Regions from separate parts of the Homo sapiens genome. Here region 2 is linked to region 1. A link is a loop called in an ENCODE intact Hi-C map of the cell type or tissue named here. Cell type or tissue: A673. All regions are shown on one strand. Links, peaks and the distances in the headings refer to the core of each region. The heading gives the core; the rest is flanking DNA.

Evidence for each region. Peaks named below come from ENCODE experiments on the same cell type or tissue, not always from the same donor. Only the 100,000 strongest peaks of a DNase experiment are listed, where the experiment ranks them.
Region 2: a loop joins it to region 1, with 2.4 times the contacts of the local background. A loop is called at or near these places in 12 of 110 quality-filtered maps.

The regions. Positions count from the first base shown.
Region 1 is chrX:23,400,742-23,408,741 of GRCh38, forward strand. PTCHD1 (patched domain containing 1) reads left to right here. Exons shown (of 3, transcript NM_173495.3): 3 at 1-3,633. Among named protein-coding and RNA genes, the nearest start is that of PTCHD1, 70 kb to the left of the region's middle. In A673, for the core only: a CTCF peak has its summit at 3,312 (motif pointing right); a DNase peak (open chromatin) is centred at 5,250.
Region 2 is chrX:23,540,282-23,552,938 of GRCh38, forward strand. No RefSeq gene overlaps it. Among named protein-coding and RNA genes, the nearest start is that of PRDX4, 120 kb to the right of the region's middle. In A673, for the core only: no CTCF peak of the experiment used is centred there; a DNase peak (open chromatin) is centred at 8,160.

The DNA of each region.
Region 1 (8,000 bases), core at 1-8,000:
TTCCATCATCTTCTGCCCAGCCATGATAAGGAAAGCCTTCTATTGAGATGGAGGAATATTAGCTCAACTTTGTAGCATCTGATGTAAAGTTTGAGGGGTTTGTCTTTTTTGTTTGTTTGTTTGTTTTTTTTTGAGATGGAGTCTCACTCTGTCACCCAGGCTGGAGTGCAGTGGCGCCATCTCAGCTCACTGCAAGCTCCACCTCCCAGGTTCACGACATTCTCCTGCCTCAGCCTCCTGAGTAGCTGGGACTACAGGTGCCCGCCACCGCGCCCGGCTAATTGTGTGTGTGTGTGTGTGTGTGTGTGTGTGTGTGTTTAGTAGAGATGGGGTTTCACCGTGTTACCCATGATAGTCTCGATCTCCTAACCTCGTGATCCACCCGCCTCGGCCTCCCAAAGTGCTGGGATTACAGGCGTGAGCCACCGTGCCCGGCAAGGGCTTTGTTCATTAGGATCAACAAAGTGCTTTGTCTAATTCCTGCAAAATGGCAAAGACCCAGCCCATTTCCATTACTCATTCCAGGCTCATGCTCAGGAAAACTAATAACGTTCTCTTTGACAAAACAATTTCCTTAATTTTCTAGGATGAATCTTGAACATGTTTAGCTCAGCCTTTCAGATATTTATTCTTTAAATTACCATCCTGTCAAAATTGCCTTTACGCACTGATCCAGAATCACCAAGGCAGTTGCCACGATGCCTCCCAGGACTGTGGGTGACTGGGCAAACTGGTAATGACCCGTTGGCTCTGCTTCACACACACACATACACATTGACACACATAAATGTACACATGCATATATGTGTGTACAACACAACTATAAAACATAGAAACATATACCTGTACATATGCACATGCTTACATACACACATATCACAGATGTGCATGCACACATACACATGCACACCACCTTTTACAATATGCCTGACACATTTGAGGCACATTAAAATGCCTTGGCAGGCCCAGCCCTATAGTTCTGTAAGGTTTGGCAGGCCAAAGGCTTCGGATGTCTGCAGGATACCATTGAAAAAATGTTATCTTCCCCTTCTATATGTTTCTTATGCACGAGCACAGCTAAGAGCAGCCAAATAGTAAGCTTTAAAGAAAAGAAACCTGGAAAAGTGAATGTGCCTTGCAATTTAAAAATTGCTAACAGTTTCACAGTGGGAAAATTGCATTTGTTGGAATTTTCCAAGTCATAAGCAAGAAGAATAGCATAGACCCAAAACGACAGAGATCTCTTCCAAGGTATGGAATTGTGGAAATTTATTTAGAATATTTGCTTGGTGATCCAGAGAAGGGGGAAAGAAGTGGTGAGGAAGAATATATGGGGTGATCCCTCCAAATTGCCAACTCCTCGTCTTAGGAAGAAGTGGGCAGTTTCCATTGATCCCTAGCATCAGTTTGACGGGAAAACCGGTGCATTTCATCAACCTCAAGGAAAGGAAGTGCCATGCATGGAGGCCTGGTGATAGGCAACATCCATTTAGAAGAACAGTCACACAAGCAACAGAAGAACTATCCAAGACTAGAAGCTTAGAAGCTTATACCAAACTCTCTGTCTCTCTCTCTCTCTCTCACACACACACACACAGAGTGGATGGGAGGGGACATTAAGAGGAACCCTAGTGCAGTTCCCCCAAAAAACCTTGGCATAGAGTATAACAGGGAAAAAGTAATTACTGGGAAGCTGAAAACAATCAAATATGTGAGGAATGACTGAATATGAGCTGAGGATAATGTAAATTGTTCTGGATTGTCTATAAGATAAAGATACAGAGCCTGAATCTATGTTTTTCTGAATAAAGAGACCCCATATTCTCTTTTGAATTATTGACCTATAATTCCTCTTCAGCAGCTTTGAATACACTCAAGTTCTCTTCCTATTGTTTATGATCCCATAATACAACCACCCACTATTTGTTGTGGTTTACAATCCAGCTTAGAACCCTTGAGCAAAATTATTGAATTATTGAATGCTAGGCCCAAACAAAAGAAATTTCAGCTTGGTTTTAGTAATTTCTTGATCAAACTTCTCTCATTCCTCTAAATGTACAAAGGTTTCAAAGTTGTAAAAAATATGTCTACATAGCCAATGCTCTTAGTATTTTTAACAGCAAAGATAATCTCTGCCAATAATTATTAATGACAAAATAGTGATAACTGTTCAATGTTGCTTTAACAGTCCAATTGTAGTAGGTGAGAAAACAAAAAAGAAGAGAAGCTATGTTGAATATTTAGTAATGTTGGAAAAGATCCTCACCCTAGACATAAAATAGTTTAAACATTTAAACATGGCCCCTCTCTTATTGTCATTGCTAGTGAAAGAAGTTCCTGAAATTGCATATTACATTGTAAAGTTTTGGGCTAAATCACAATACATTTTTAAGTTGCTTCCATGGCAATAGATCGTAAGACCACAGCTTGTCAAAGTAACCACTAATTCAGTATTCAGAAACCTTATCATCTGTTCCTCCAAAAAGACCCCATAGTTAATGTTGTGTTTCCCAGTATTTTAGTTGGGTTTCTTCACACTTAGGCAAGTGGGTGATTCTGGTCATAATAAACTATTTTCAAACTAGGAAAAAGTATCCAAATGCTAGAGCACATAATGAGTTCAGCTTGGTCAGTTTTGAGACAGATAAGCATAAAACCCTACTAGAAAAAAATAATAGTCAAACCTAAAGCTTTAAAAAATGTGAGTCACATCACTTTTCTCCAGGAAAGGCAGAACGTGCTCAGGGTGGAATTTAATCAAAAATGTACCCAGAACAATTTCCCACAAAGAGCTGTAATACTTTGCAGCAAGGGGCATTAATAAACTCTAATTTTTACCGAAAGTCAAGAGACACACAGATCTTTTTTGGTACCCTCTACATCATCATAGCAAGGCCCTTCTGAACATTAACAAGCCTAGATGTTTCTACTGCTTATTTGCAGTATCTACAGGGGAATGGTTCGTGGATATAAACAGAAATGTTTTATCTGAAGAGGCTGTGTATGCCACCCCAGACCCCTGCATTTCTTAATATCTATAAAAATATGACTAAACTTGTTACATTTGAGGCAAATATGTACAGTATTTTTCCCTTTTAAAGATAGTTTAAAAAATCAAGGTAATAAAAAACGGCCAACTCTTTCAGGAAAAAAAAAATCCGGTATTTTGTACTACTTGAGTTTCTCTAATGCCTAAAATATGCATTTAAATCATCCCACACCTACACAGAAACAAAATCAGCAGGGAAAACCATCCCACTGATGATTGGCAATTCCACCGTTCCTCTCCATCTGACCAGCTTTCACCAGAGGGCGATCTTTCATGCTTGCACATCGAGTTTATACAATGTAGAAGCCCCCAAGTCACCTGGGAAATGGCTCATGCCAAATACATGGAGTCCTTAGTTGACTATCTTTTCATATTAAAATCCCATCTTCCAATGAAGCATCCTGTTTTCAATACTGATATCAAATTTCGAATGTAAAGGAGATTTCAAATGTATTGCTTTCACCTTTTCTTTTTTATTCATTTATTTTTAATTGACATAAAAATTGTATATATTTATGGGATACAATGTGATGTTTTGATATATGTATGCATTGTGGAATGATTAAATCAAGCTAATTAACATATCTATCATCTCACATATTTCTCTTTTTGCTTTCACTTTTTCGGGTTTATTTCTAATCCTCTACTAAGCACACAACAAAGAGTCAAATGTCGGTGGGCCAGGGGAATATCTCCAGTTTGATTTTTTTGGGGGGGGGGGACAGAGTCTCACTCTGTCACCCAGGCTGGGGTGCAATGGCGTGATCTTGGCTCACTGCAACCTCTGTCTCCTGGGTTCAAGCGATTCTCCTGCCTCAGCCTCCCAAGCAGCTGGATTTACAGATGTGCACCACGCCCAGCTAATTTTGTATTGTTAGTAGAGACGGGGTTTCACCATGTTGACCAGGCTGGTTTTGAACTCCTGACCTCAAGTGATTCACCCGCCTCGGTCTCCCAAAGTGCTGGGATTACAGGTATGAGCCACCGCGCCTGGCCTTTTCTTTCTTTTTTATGTCCAGGTATTTCATTTCTCTTTAAGAGTAATTAGTATGGGTTCTTCAGTGTTGTTTATGTTTTGTTTTGTTTATACCAGATTAGCAATCAAAAAAAAAGTGTATATGACTCAATATCCTACAGGCAGAGGTTTGGGGTTTTTTTTGTGTTTGCTTGCTTGTGTATTTCTTTAGCAGCAGATGTCTTTTTATAAAACCTTGTATATGGTGCCTTCTTTGGCTTAACAGTCACAATGGTACACCTCTGTCTCTGAAGTAAGAAAAGAAAAACCAGTTCCTGGCCTTAGTTTAATATATAATCACAAATGGGGAAATAAAATTGTAGTGGGAAGCACCCTATATGCCTGCATGCCTGGGCTTACAAGAAGTCAGCAGAAGCCTAATAAAAAATATAAGCTTGGCCTCTTCTTTCTGTAGAATTCTGGTTTTCCCTGGGTATTTAGGGTTGGGAAGAGGAAATGTTGGGTGTATTAGTTATAGGTCATCACCTGTATGGAGAGAAAGGGGAGAAACCTAGGAGGAAAGTAACAAAGCAGTATATATACATGGGGTGTCAAAACAATTGTCGGGAGTTGCTAGGTTAGTGTTCTTTTTTAGTTCATTTCACAGGACTAAATAAATGGATGAGTGATTATCACTGTCACAAAAGAAAGTTTGAATCTAAAATTATATGTTACAGGTACCAAATTACAATATCATAATGTAAAGAACTGGGATTATTTCAGATTTTGTTTCAATAGTGCTGAGCTGGAACCCAGCAGCTGGGAACAGCTAAAGGAGAAGTAGCACTCACTCCTGTCTGCTAAAGTCCTTATTTAGCCCATTTCCATGGAAACTGAAATCAGATCTCTCTCTCTCTCTCTAACACACACACACACACACACACACACACACACACACACACACACACACACGCTGGCGGGTGAATGTCTAGAGTGTGTGTGTGTGTGTGTGTGTGTGTGTGTGTGTGTGTGTAAACATACACAGGATAATTTCTCCGTGAACATTCTCTCATCAGAGGTAACTCTCCAACAAATGGAAGAAGGGTCAGCAATCCAGGCTGACTTCCTTTTTTAGAAGCCAAACCTGTAATGCAGATGAAAAAATCGGGTTAGAAAAGTAAATATATCACACCAGGCCTTTGCTACCAATTCCTTGGGGCATTCCATTTCGTAACTGCATATTCAATTAATTTAGCTAACTTGGAAATATTTTATGGTGAGCAGACAGCCACTGAAACTAAATTTAATCCCTTGGATTTTTGCCCACTTTGCTTTACTCTGAAGCATTGACATTTCCCTATATAGCCCGGAAAATAAAGGCTAAGGGAAAAGAGAAAGTGAATGAATTTATTTTAATTTTTCAACATATACTTTGTTAAGTTTCTATCCTAATGGAAAAATGATAGGTGCATATTCCAGATTTCTGGGGACATTTTATAATAAATGATTCCATCTTAGTCCACATCTCCCTTGAAGACAGGCCAACGCTCAAGTTGCTGCCTATAAAAGGGTACTGATAAAACCTCCCCATAAGGGTGGAAGAAGAATGAATACTGTTCCTTTCAATGAGGTCACCAGGCAACCTGGATGACTTCTATACATGGAAAATTTTCGATAGGCGAAAATATTTTACTTCCCATTTCTGTCCTTTTTTTCTATGAGGAAAGATAAAAATAGGATTTCTTTTTAAAGAATTTTCACTTTAAAATGGACTGTAGATGATGATTTTGGATCTTAAATTAGGTTATTTTACCATCCCCTTTGCAAAATTGGTGAGTGTTGCAGCTCATAAAATATTTAGCTTTTGCTGGAATCTAAAATGGGATGAAAAGCTGTATGTTTCAGCTGGCATAGATCAACAGGACAATAGGGCTTGATCTTAAACATAAGTGGCTTATTTTATTTTATTTTAGAGACAGAATTTCGTTCTGTTGCCCAGGCTGGGGTGCAGTGGTGCAGTCATGTAGCCTCGAACTCTTGGGCTTAAGCAATCATCTTGCCTCAGCCTCCTGAGTGACTAGGACTATGGGCACACACCCCCATGCCTGGCTAATTTCTTTTTTAATTTCTTGTAGAGATGGGAGTGTCCCTATGTTTCCCAGGCTAGCCTCAAGTTCCTGGCCTCAAGATGATCCTCCTGCCTCAGCCTCCCAAAGTTCTGGAATTACAGGTGTGAGCCACCACACACAGCCCATAGGAGATATTTAAAAAAAAAAAAACCTCAATATAGCATATTCTCATTTGTGCCTCATACTTGAATAGGCAGACTTGTGAAAGAATGAGGGTGTTGATAGTCTATATTCAAAACTAGGGTGGGGGAAGCAATTGTTATATTTTATAAAATTTAAATATTTTTAGAATTAGAAAATTGACGAAGGGCTAAAGTCTATTCAAAACCACCATGGGGAGCAATGATTTTACTTTATAAAATGGAAGAGTCATTTCTTAGAATAAAAAATAATTAACAGTAAAGAGTGAGAGGTGAGAAAACTAACATTTCTTATACTAAGGCATGGCTCAAGATGCCAGACCCTGCCCTCTTGGAGGCAAGTGCTATCTCCCCCGAGGTGTTACACTGAGATGACATTTCATCATCTACATGAAAATCTTCATTTCTGCAGAGAGCATCACTGACTCACAGAAAATAAACACAAAAACAGAAACAAAAAACCTTGAGTCACAGTACCTAAGCCAAGTTCAAAAACATCCATTGGGAGAGACCCCCAAAAGAATGTATAATAAGTACCCATCACTATAGCTTGAACAGGAATACAGATGTTGAATCTGTAAGAATAGAGTCCTAGAAGCCATCAAGTAAAGGATCCCAGGCTGTCATATTTGTCTGCATTTATATGAATTAAAAAATGTATGGTTGTTAGAAAAAGGGGCCCACTTAATTTTTCGCTTGACCTTGCATTATAGAAGAATTATAGAATGACCAAAAAAAAAACCCCAAAACCAGGAAGTAGTACTAAATATGTTTAACAGACCTTGGCAATTGATGTTCCATGGCTAAAAGGTAAATTTTAGAATGATCTAGTACTACTAAATAATTTCTGTATATATACACACTGAGTCCAAAGCTTAAACTTGAAATAACTATAGTTGTGAGATTTGTATCCCAGCATTTCTTTTGTAGGTGTGAAAAGAAAATCTGGAAATTCAGCAATGTCATTAAATACAAATTCACAGTAGGACTTTACTTTCAATCCTTCTAGGGTCTGGGCATTTCCTTTCCATTACTAAAGAAATTGGAAATCTTAGCAAGTGAAAATATTTTTATCATTGTATTAATTTGAATGTTTTTTCTCTCTCTAAAAGTGTTCTCCCTCCTCCCTTATTCTTTTACTGTTTCAGAATACTCAAAAAACAATCCATAGACTTCAGCTAGTATGGCTCAAATGTTTCCCAAACTTTTGCGATTGTAAGGATTCCTGGGTTCCGCTAAAGGGTGGCTGATGCGGCTTCCAGATTAACTCTTTCCTAAAAGTTATAGAATTACGTATCAACAGCTAAAGGACACAATTACAAGCTGAAATACTGTCACATACTGTGTAATATCCTACAATCTTGCAGTGTTTAATAAACAGACACCTCTGTCATTTCATATTTATACAGATTTTAAAATTAAGCACACAACTAAAAACAACTACGTATGTACCCCTATTGCATTACTTGGATCATGGCAAAGGGAAAACACAACAAACACTACTGCAAAACGTTTGGCCATCACACAGCATTAAAAATAAAGCAGATGCCGAGTTGAACATTTACTAGTGTGTGATGTGCCAGCCTAGAATCTTCTAATTCAGGTGTTATAACTCAAGCATTTTTCAGAATTTGGTTCATACATGTCTTACAATCTGTTATTGACATAATGATGAGGGAGATGAGTGTCTCAGAATGGGTCTCCCCCAGAATCAGACTAGGAGACAA
Region 2 (12,657 bases), core at 4,658-12,657, 140 kb after region 1:
TGCTGAAAGAGGTACTCAAGAGATAGAAAAAACAGACCTAAATCACTAACGCCACCCTTTCCCCACCCCTGGCAGGAGCAGCTTGGTGCAGAGAATGTCTCTGGGCGCTGGGGGAGAGGAAACACAGCAATTGTGAGGCATTGAACTCAGTGCTGTCCTATCAGAGCAAAAGGGAAAACCCGAACAAACTCAGCTGACACCCGCCCACAGAGGGAGCATTTAAACCAGTCCTAGCTAGAGGGGTATTGCCAATACAAGCGGGCGAAACTTGAGTGCCAACAAACCTCACCACCGAGGGCCAAGGTGCTCTCAATCTCTAAGTAAACTTGATAGGCAGTCTGAGCCATAAGGACTGCAGTTTGTAAGCAAGTCCTTGGGCTTAACTAGGCCCAGAGACAGTACACTGCGGGCGGGGGTGCTGAGACATACTGAGACACCAGCTGGGGCAGCTAAGAGAGTGCTAGCATCATGCGTCCCCTAACCCCAAGGCTGAACAGTTCGTGGCTCCAAAAGAGATGCCCCCGTTCCAGGCCCCGGCTCCCAGACATTTCTAGACACACCCTGGACCAGAAGGGAACCTGCTGCCTTGAAGGAAAAAAAAACCCCAGTCCTGCCAGCATTAATCACCTGCTAACTGAAGAGCCCTTGGGCCTTTAATAACCAGCAGTGATACCCAGGTACTACATAGAAGGCCTTGGTGAGCATCTGACACTGGCTGGCTTCAGGTGCGACTCAGCACATTACCAGCTACAGTGGCTATGGGGCAAAACTCCTTCTGCTTGAGAAAAGCAGAGGGAAAAGTAAAGGAGACTTTGTCTTGCACGTTAGGTAACAACACCACTACGGGTGGGTAGACCACCAAGCAGGCTCTTGGGATCCCCAATCCCAAGACTTGACTACTGGATGGCATTTCTGGATCTGCCCTGGGCCAGAGAGGAGCCCATTGCCCTAAAGGGTAAGTCCCAGACCAGGCAACATTTACCACAAGCTGACTTAAGAGCCCTTGGGCCTTAAGGGAACATTGGCTGGTAGTCTGGCAGTACTACTGGTGGCCAGGGGCAGCAGTGGCTATGAGGTGAGGCTCCTCTGCCTTTGGAAAGGGAACTGAAGAGTGACAAGGACTGTGTCTTGTGGTTTGAGTGCCAGCTTAGCCTCAATACAATAGAATACCAGGCAGACTTCTGAGGTTTTTGACTCTAGTCCTGACTCCTGGATGGCATTTCTGGACCCACCTGGGGCCTGGGGGAAACTTGCTGTCCTGAAAGGAAGAACACAGGCCTGACTGGCTTTGCTACTTGCTGATTGTAGATCCCCAAGGCCTTGATCAAACATAGGCAGATATAACCAAAGAAAGATATAACCAAATAAGACTACCTCAAAGCATTTAATAATCAAAATCCCAAAGGTCAAGGATAAATAAAGGATCCTCAAAGCAGCAAAAGAAAAGAAATAAATAACATACAATGGAGCTCCAATATGTCTGGCAGCAGACTTTTCAGTGGAAACCCTAAAGGCTAGGAGAGAGAGGGATGATATATTAATATTTAAAGTGCAGAAGGAAAATTACTTGTATCCTAGAATACTATATTCAGTAAAAATACCCTCAAACATGATGGCGAAATAAACACTTTCCCAGAAAAACAAAAGCTGTGGGATGTCATCAACACCAGACTTGTCCTATAAGAAATGCTAAAGGGAGTTCTTCAATATGAAAGAAAAGGACATTAACCAGTAATAAGAAACCATCTGAAGGTATGATACTTACTGGTAATAGTAAACACACTCCCAAACACAAAATATTATAAAACTATAATTGTGCTGTGTAACCTACTCACATCTTTAATGGAAAGACTAAAGATGAACATATAAAAAATAATAACTACAAGTTTTCAAGACAGACAGTATAATAATAGATAAATCAAAACAACAAAAAGTTAAAAAAGTGGGGGGCGTTAAGTCAAAATGTAGAGTTTTCATTAGTTTTTTCTTTGCTTGTTAGTTTGTTTATGCCATGAGGGTTAAGCTGTCACTAGTTTAAAATAATGGGCTATAAGATATTATTTCTAAGTCTCATGGTAACCTCAAATCAAAAAGCCTAAAACAGATTTTTAAAAAGAGCAAAAAATTAAAACATGCCACCAGAGGCCGGGTGCAGTGGCTCATGCCTGTAATCCCAGCACTTTGGGAGGCCGAGGTGGGTGGATCACTTGAGGTCAGGAGTTCAAGACCAGGCTGGCCAACATGGTAAAACCCTGTGTCTCCTAAATATACAAAAAAAAAAAAAAAAAAAAATTAGCTGGGCATGGTGGCATGCTTGTATTCCCAGCTACTTGGAAGGCTGAGGCACAAGAATTACTTGAACCCGGGAGGCAGAGGTTGCAGTAAGCCAAGATGGTGCCACTGCACTCCATCCTGGGTGACAGAATGAGACTCTGTCTAAAAAAAGAAAAGAAAAGAAAAACATGCCACCAAAGAAAATCACCTTCAAAAAGGGAAACAAGTAGGAAAGAAGGAAGGGAAAGACCACAAAACAACAGAAAACAAACAACAAAATGGCAGGAGTAAATCCTTACTTATCAATAACATTGAATGTAAAAGGACTAAATTCTCCAATCCAAAGACATAGGCTGGCTAAATTGATAAAAAAAAAAAAAAAATAAGACCCAATTATCTGTTGAATACAAGAAACACATTTCACCTATAAAGATACACATAGCCTGAAAATAAAGGTATGGAAAAAGATATTCCATGGCCAATAGAAACCAAAAGAGAGCAGAAGTAGCTATACTTAAATCAGACAAAATAGAATTCAAGACAAAAACTATAAAAAGAGGCAAAGAAGGTCACTATATAATCAAAAAGTGGCCAGTTCAGCAAGAGGATATAACAATTTAAATATATATGTCCCCAACACTGGAGAACCCAGATCTATAAAGCAAATACTATTAGAGCTAAAGAGAGAGACAGGCCCCCAATACAATAATAGCTGGAGACTTCAACACCCCACTTTCAGCATTGGACAGATCTTCCAGACAGAAAATCAACAACAACGAAAAATGGACTTAATTTCCACTATAGACCAAATGGATCAAATAGATATTTATAAAACATTTCATCGAATGGCTGAAGAATACACATTCTTTTTCTCAGCATATGGGTCATTCTCAAGGATAGACCATAAGTTAGGTCACAAAACAAGTCTTAAAACACTCAAAAAACTTGAATATCAAGCATTTTCTCTGACCACAATAGAATAAAACTAGAAATCAATAACAAGAAGAATGTTGGAAACCATACAAACACATAAAAATTAAACACTAGGCTCCTGAAGGACTGCTGGGTCAATGAACAGATTAAGAAGAAAATTCAAAAATGTCTTGAAACAAATGATAATGGAAACACAACATACCAAAATCTATAGGATACAGCAAAAACAGTACCAAAAGGGAGGTTTATAGCTATTAAGTGCTCACATCCAAAGAAGAAATACTTCAAATGAACAACCTAATAATGCATCTTAAATAACTAGAAAAGCAAGAGCAAACCAAACCCAAAATTAGTAGAAAAAAAAATAAAAGTCAGAGCAGAAATAAATGAAAAAAATAATACAGGAGATCAATCAAACAAAAAGTTGGTTTTTTGAAAAGTTAAACAAAATAGACAAAACTTTAGCCAGACTAAGAAAAAAAGAGAGAAGATTCAAATAAATAAAATCAGAGATGAAAAAGGAGGCATTACAACTGATACCATGGAAATGCAAAGGATCATTAGTGGTTACTATGAGCAACTATATGCCAACAAATTGGACAATCTAGGAGAAATGGACAAATTCCTAGACACACATAACCTACCAATGTTGAACTAGGAAGACATCCAAAACCAATAACAAGTAATGAGATCAAAGCCATAATAAAAAGTCTCCCAGTAAAAAAAGCCCAGGAACCAATGGCTTCACTGCTGTATTCTACCAAACATATAGAAGAACTAATATCAATCCTACTCAAACTACTCTGAAAAATAGAGGAGGAGGGAATACTCTCAAACTCATTCTACAAAGCCAGTATTACCCTGGTACCAAAACCAGACAAAGACACATCAAAAAAAGAAAACTACAGGTCAATATCTCTGATGAATATTGATGCAAAAATCCTTAACAAAATACTAGCAAACAGAATTCAACAATACATTAGGCACATCATCCACGATGACCAATTGAGATTTATCCCTGGATGCAAAGATGGTTCAACACATGAGAATCAAACAATGTGATACATCTTATCAACACAATGAAGGATGAAGGATAAAAACCGTATGATCCTTTCAATTGATGCTGAAAAGCATTTGATAAAATTCAACACCCCTTCATCATAAAAACCCTCAAAAAACTGGGGATGGAAGGGACACATCTCAACATAATAAAAGCCTTATACGACAGAACGACAGACCCATGGCTAGTATCATACTGAATGGGGAAAAACTGAAAGCCTTCTCTCTAAGATCTGCAACACAACAAGGAAAGCCACTTTCACCACTGTTATTTAACATAGTACTGGAAGTCCTAGCTAGAGCAATCAGACAAGAGAAAGAAATAAAGGGCATCCAAACTGGAAAGGAAGAAGTCAAATTATCCTTGTTTGCAGATGATATGATCTTATATTTGGAAAAAATTAAACATGCTACTAGAAAACTATTAGAACTGATAAGTTCAGTAAAGTTGCAGAATATAAAATCAACATACAAAAATTAGTAGCGTTTCGAGCTGGGCATGGTGGCTCATGCCTGTAATCCCAGCACTTTGGGAAGCCAGAGCAGGTGGATCACAAGGTCAACAGATCAAGACCATCCTGGCCAACATGGTGAAACCCCATCTCTACTAAAAATTCAAAAATTAGCTGGGCATGCTGGCGAGCACCTGTAGTCCCAGCTACTCAGGAGGCTGAGGCAGGAGAATCGCTTGAACCCGGGAGGCGGAGGTTGCAGTGAGCCAAGATTGCACCTCTGCACTCCAGCCTGGCGACAGAGCAAGACTCCACATAGCAAACAACCTAAAAGTGAAAGCAAGAAAGTAATCCCATTTACAATAGTTACAAATAAAATTAAATGCCTAGAGATTAACTTAGGCAAAGAAGTGAAAGTCCTCTACAGTGAAAATTGTAAAACATTGATGCCAGAAATTAAAGATGACACAAAAAAGTAAAAAGATATTCCATCATCATGGATTAGAAGAATCAGTATTGCTAAAAATGACCCAAAGCATACTACACAAAGCAATCTACAGATTCAGTGCAATCCCTATCAAAATACCAATGACATTCTTCACAGAAATAGAAAAACAATCCTAAAATTTATATGGAACTACAAAACAATCAGAATAGCCAAAACTATCCTGAGCAAATATAACAAAACTGGAGGAATCATATTACCTGGCTTTAAATTATACTACAAAGCTGTAGTAACCAAAAGAGCATGGTACTGGCATAAAAACAGGCACATAGATCAATGGAACAGTATAGAGAACCCAGAAATAAATCCATACATCTACATTGAACTCATTTTTGAGAAACGTGCCAAGAACATGCATTGGGGAAAGGACAGTATCTTCAATACATGGTACTGGGAAAACTGCATCTCTATATGCAAATGAATGAAACTAGACTCCTCTCTCCCACCATATACAAAAATCAAATCAAAGTGGATTAAAGACTTAAATCTAAGACCTAAAACTGTGAAACCACTACAAAACAAATTGGAGAAACTCTCCAGGACATTGCATTGGTCAAAGATTTCTTGAGCAATACCTCACAAGCACAGGCAACCAAAGCAAAAAGGGATAAATGGGATCACATCAAGTTAAAACGCTTATACACAGCAAAGGAAACAGCCAACAAAGTGAAAAGACACTAAATGGGAGAAAATATTTGCAAATTACCCATCTGACAAGATATTAATAACCAGAATATATAAAAAGCTCAAACAATTCTAGAGGAGAAAATCTAATAATCTGATTACAAATGGGCAAAAGATATGAATAGAGATTTCGCAAAAGAAAATACACAAATGCAAACAGGAATATGAAAAAGTGCTCAACATCATTGCTCACTGGAGAAATGTAAAGCAAAAATACAACAAGATATCATCTCACTCCAGTTAAAATGGCTTTTACCCAAAAAGTCAGGCAATAACAAATGCTGGCAAGGATGTGGTGAAAAGAGTACCCTCATACACTGTTTTGGGGAATGAAAATTAGTGCAACCACTATGGAGAACAGTTTTGAGGTTCCTAAAAACACTAAAAATAAGCCAGCCATGGTGACTTATGCCTACAATCCCAGCACACTGGGAAGCTAAGGCAGGAGGATTGCTTGAGCCCAGGAGTTTCAGGCTGCAGTGAGCTATTATTATGGCACTTCTCTCCAGCCTCGGTGACAGAAAAAGACCTTATTTAAAAAAAAAAAAAAAAAAAAAAGAACTAAATGCTAAAAATAGAGCTACCATATGTTCCAGAAATCCCACTCCTAGGTATATATACCCATAAGAAAGGAAATCAGTATATCAAAGAGATATCTGAACTCCCATGTTTATTGTAGCACTATTCACAATAGCCAAAATTTGGAAGCAACCTAGGTGTCCATCAACAGATAAATGGATAAAGAAAATGGGGTACATAAACACAATGGAATACTATTCAGCCATAAAAAAGATGAAATCCTGTCATTTGCAACAACATGGATGGAACTGGAGATCATTATGTTAAGTGAAATAAGCCAGGCACAGAAAGACAAACTTCACATGATCTCACTTATTTGTGGAAGCTAAAAATTAAAACAATTGAACTCATGGAGATAGAGAGTAGAAGGATAGTTACCAAAAGGTGGGAAGGGGAGTAGAGGAGTGTGGGGGGAAAGTGGGAATGGTAGTGGGTACTTAAAAACATAGAAATAATGCATAACGCATAAGACCTTGTATTTGCCATCACAACAAGACGACTATAGTCAAAAATAATTTAACTGTGCATTTTAAAATAACTAAAAGAGTATAACTGGATTGTTTGTAACACAAAGGATAAATGCCTGAGGTGAGGGATACCCCATTTACCTTGATGTAATTATTATGCATTGCATGCCTATATCAATACAGCTCACATAATGCATAAATATATATACCCACTATGTACCCACAAAATTTTTTTAAATAAAGGATATTACAAAGCATTAAAAAATTAAATAAACACAGGGGTACAGATGTCTCTTAGATATAAAAAAAAGTCTAGAAAGAATTCGTCATTCTAGAGGCCATTAAGAACATTTGTGATTCATGGGAGGAGGCCAAAATATCAACAAGAGTTTGGAAGAAGTTAATTCCAATCCTCATGGGTGACTTTGAGAGGAATTCAAGACTTCAGTGGAGGAAGAAACTGCAGATGTGAGAGAACTAGCAAGAGAACTAGAAGTGGAGCCTGAAGATGTGACTGAATTGCTGCAATCTCATGATCAGCCTTGAATGTGTGAGACGCTACTTCTCATGGATGAAAAAAAAGTGGTTCCTTGAGATGAAATATATTCCTGCTGAAGATGCTGTGAACATTGTTGAAATGACAACAAAGACTTAGAATATCACATAAACTTAGTTGATAAAGCAGTGACAAGGTTTGAGAGAATTGACTCCAATTCTGAAAGAAGCTCTGTGGGTAAAATGCTATCAAATAGCATCACATGCTACAGAGAAATCTTTCATGAAAGGAAGTCAATCAATGCATCAAACTTCATTGTTGTCTTATTTTAAGAAATTGCCACAGATACGCCAATCTTCAACTACCACCCTGATCGGTCAGCAGCCATCCATATCAAGGCAAGACTCTCCACCAGTTAAAAGATTACAACTCACTGAAGGCTCAGATGATGATTAGCATTTTTTAGCAATAAAGCATTTTTCAATTAAGATATGTACATTGTTCTTTTTAGACATAATGCTGTTGCATACTCAATAGACTACAGTATCGTGTAAACATAATTTTTATATGCACTCGGAAACCAAAAATTTGCGTGACTCACTTTATTTGTGTGACTCACTTTATTGTAGTGGTCTGGAATCAAACGTGTGATATCTCTGCGGTAGGCTTGTGTATAGCAGAGCTTGACATTTTTATTATTGCACTAAGTCTGATTAACAGCAGCAAAACTAGAAGCAGCAGGGGGCCTGTATGTAGCATTCTCTCATGCAGCAGTTTTTGCAAATTGAATCCACCAAATGTTAGCCACAGTATAGATAGAAGGAATTTTACTATTATATCCGTGTTTGAACCCTGATTTCTAATATCAGTTTGAGTATATCATTCTGTTTCTAGAAAAACAGAATTTGCACCCTTGTTTTTAGCGGAGGAATAATTTTCAGAATATAAAAGACAATGATTAGGCAGATTCTGAAGAAAATAATTTTAAACACATGTTCAAAATACTTGCAGGTATTAAAAATAGCAAAGCTTGCTCAAAATGAAGTGAAATAAGCTTATGAAAGACATAAGGTTTTAACAAAGCAGTCCATGACAATCATTTCAAATGCTTGAGAGTCTTTCTCAGTAATTTCTGACTTCAGAGTCATCCGTGTTCAATGCTAGAGCTAGACCTGTTAAGTATGATTATCACTATACATGTTTTAAATTTTTTAAATGTTCTCTCTTTGTAACAGCTTTATTGATGCAAAATTGATATACAAAAATCACACATATTTTATGTGTACAACTTGATAAGTTTGGACATATGCACCCACTAGTGAAATGACCACCACAATCAAGATAATAAACATCAATCACCTCCAAAAGTTTCTTCATGCCCCTTTGTGGTTTTGTTTTTGCTTTTTCTGTAGGAACACTTAATGTGAGATCTACCTTCTTAACCAATTTTTAAGTGCACGACTCAGAATTGTTATCCATAGAAAGTATGATGTACAGCTGATCTCTAGAACTTAATCATCTTTCATAACTGAAACTTTATACACTTTTATCAACTCTCCTTTTCCTCCTCTCAATAGCCCCTGGCAACTATCACTCTACTTTCTGTTCTATGAGTTTGACTACTTTACATACCTCATATAAGCGGAATCATGCGGTATTTTTCCTACTGTGACTGGCTTATTTCACATAGCATAATGTCTTCCAGGTTCATCCATGTTATCACATGTGGCGGAATTTCTTTCTTTTTAAGGCTGAATAATCTTCCATTATTATATAACATTATATAACACATTTTTTCTTTATCCATTCATCCACTGATGGACATTTACGTTGTTTTCAAATCTTGCCTATCATGAATAATGCTGCAATGAACATAGAAATGCATATATCTCTTCAAGATCCTGATTTCAGGCCAGGTGCGGTGGCTCACGCCTGTAATCCTAGTACTTTGGGAGGCCAAGGCTGGTGGATCACCTGAGGTCAGGAGTTTGAGACCAGCCTGGCCAACATGGTGAAACCCTGTCTCTACGAAAACACAAAAATTAGCCGGGCATGATGGCGCGCGCCTGTAATCCCAGCTACTGAGGCGGGAGAATTGCTTCAACCCAGGAGACAGAGGTTGCAGTGAGCCGAGATTGTGCCATTGCACTCCAGCCTGGGTGACAGAGCGATACTCCATCTCAAAAAAAAACAAAAAAAAAATCCTGATTTCAATTCTTTTCGATATATATCTAGCAGGGAGACTGCTGGATCATTTGGTAGTTCTGTTTTTAATTTTTTGAGGAACCTTCATACTTTTCTCCATAGTTACTGAGCCATTCTAGATTCCTACCAACTGTATATAAGGGTTTCCATTTTTCCACATCCTTGAAAATATTTCTTTTTTTTTTAAATAATAGCCATCCTAACAAGTGTATGATGATATTTCAATGTGATTTTAATTTGCATTTCCCTGATGATTAATGATGTTGAGCACCTTTTCATATAACTGTTGGTCATTTGTATGACTTCTTTGGTGAAATGTCTATTCAAGTCCTATGCCCACTTTTTAATCAGATTTGGGGGTTTTTGCTCTTACGTTGTAGAAAATTTTTATATATTTTGGATGTTAACCTCCTATCAGATAAATGATTTACAATTTTCTCCCTTTAGGCAGGTTGCCTTTTCACTCTGTTGATTGTGTCCCTTGCTGTACAGAAGCTTTTTAGTTTGAGATAGTCCTACTTGTCTAGTTTTGTTTTTGTTGCTTGTGCTTTTGGTGTCATATCCAAACAACCATTGCCAAGAACAATATCAAGCTTTTCCCTTCTGTCTTCTTCTACTTTTACAGTAAACTAACCCCCTGTTGAGCAATTGGGTTTTTGCTTTCTTAAAACCCTCTTTCTTTGGATTCTGGGACTTCACCTTCTCCTCAATCTTTTACTACATTTATAAGGAACTTCTTAGTCAAGCTTCTAGTGATTCTTAACTGGGCTTAGGACACGCCCCCCTCCCTCCTCATCCTGGTGGAAAGCATCAGCAATCAGCAACATGAGATCAGAGTGTTGCACAAAAGAAAAGCATGGAGACAGAAAAACAGATTGGGGAGTATGCCCTGCGCTCAGCCCCTCAAACATCCCATCTACTCCTCTAGTTTTAACTATTCTCTGATTTCCAAACACATGTCTCTACTCCAGACTTACTTAGCAGTTATCCAAGGTTATATAGCAGTCTAGTTATCTGTTAGGGGTGCTACAACCTCAAAATAGCAAAAACATAAAATCATTCTCTCTTCCCATCCATCTTCCCAACATATTCTCTTTTATATCTTCTATATTTTAGTAATAATTTCTCAGATATTGTCTTGCCAATTCTACTTCCTAATTATCTCTTGAATCTGCCGCTTTCTCTTCATTCTCACTTAGTTTAAGCAATTTTTAGCTCTTGTGTGGGTTCTTTGCATAGCTCCTAGTTGCTTTCTCTACCTCCAGCCTCATATAAACACAACTCCACCCCTCTCTTCCAGTGCATCTCTTACATCATTCCTGAAAAGTTCTTTCCAAAATGCAAATTTGATAATATCTCTTTCCTAGGTAAAATTATCTAGAAGCTTATGATTCCCTACAGGATAAAAATCAAACCAACTTCCTTAGCAGAAGGTATAAGACCTTTTATAATTTGGAGCCTAACTACCCACCATCTCTCATCTTCTATTCCAACTTCAAAACCCTACTCAGATGTCAACTTCTCTATGAAGGTCTTCTAACCAATCTCTCTCCCCCAAAATTAGGTTAGGCCCTCCTTTCTCTATAGCATGTACCTAATACTTTTATCATTGCTAAAATAAATTATAATTTATTTGTGTATACATGCTACTCATCTAAGAAGATGAGCTCCATGAGAAAACAGATTATCTATTTTTCCTCTTGACACACTTAGCACTTGTTTTCAATCCCAGATGATGGATGGATGGATGATTAAAGTACAGAAGAAATCAATTAGTGAGCCAGTATGATAGTTTATTTTTCTAAACATTCCAACTGGATTTCCTAATAGTCCCAAATTAAAAAGTTCTTGCTAGCCACGATCATTTGAGTAACTGAAACAGCTATACTGGCATCTATTCTGACAATAACTTTAAAAGAAAAATAAAACCTTGTTATATATATGCAGCTTTGGGTAATAACCTTGAAAACATGCCATGAAATTTCCCCCATTTAAAAAAATCCCAATGATGAGCTCTCTGCCATAGTAATAAAATTCTGGTAAACACCGTGACCATTTATTTAGGAAAATGAGTTTGCAGCCTCAAGGGTTACATTCAAATGGAGAAGGAATCAATGCAGCCAAGAAGAAAATCCCTGCCACACTTAAGAGGACTAAAAACTTTATCACTCTGGAATATTCCAGGTCAAATTCAAGATGTACCATTTTTTGACATTTTAATAGGTGCAAATTAAGTAGGGTTATGGGCACATTTCACATAAAGTGAGATTTCCTACAATCAGACCACAATAAAACTCTTTTTCTCTAGTAAAAACTTAGATTTAAGAACCTTTATACTCCCATATACATGCACAATATTAAATGGACTCAGATGAGAGAACAGCAAAGCTAATCTGTGCAGATAAAAGAATGAGTCAAAGAAAGACAATAACTACTGTTGTTTTTCAAAGTAAGTTAAGTTTATTATTTCTGTTGTCTGTCATCATCAATTGCAATGAGGATATAGACCAGCAGTCTGGGAAATATTCTCTAATGAGCCAGAAGCCCCTGCTTGGCTATATCTAACTTGGACTCTGACCCACACTGACAAGAGAAACAAAATTTGCCTGAATATTTCAAACACCACAAAGATAATGAAAAACCTAAGCCAAATTTCAGTCATTGCCCCAACAGAGTTGATAATGTCATGCAGTGCTGACATGTTCTTGGAATTGTAAAGCAATAAAATTATTTGTCAAAATTGAGCCTTTTCTACATGTCTCAAATTGTGTCTTTTACATTTTTTTCCATAATTTCCTGGCTTCTTTGACAGCTTTAAATTGTACATAATTTTCATGTACGGTACGTTTTGAAACACATGGATGTATACACTGTGAAATGGCTAGATCAATGTAATTAACACGTATTACAGGAGGAATAAGTTCAAGAGAACTTGTACAACATGTTAATTATAGTTAATGATAATGTATTATTTTCTTGGAAATTGTTAATAGATTTTAAATG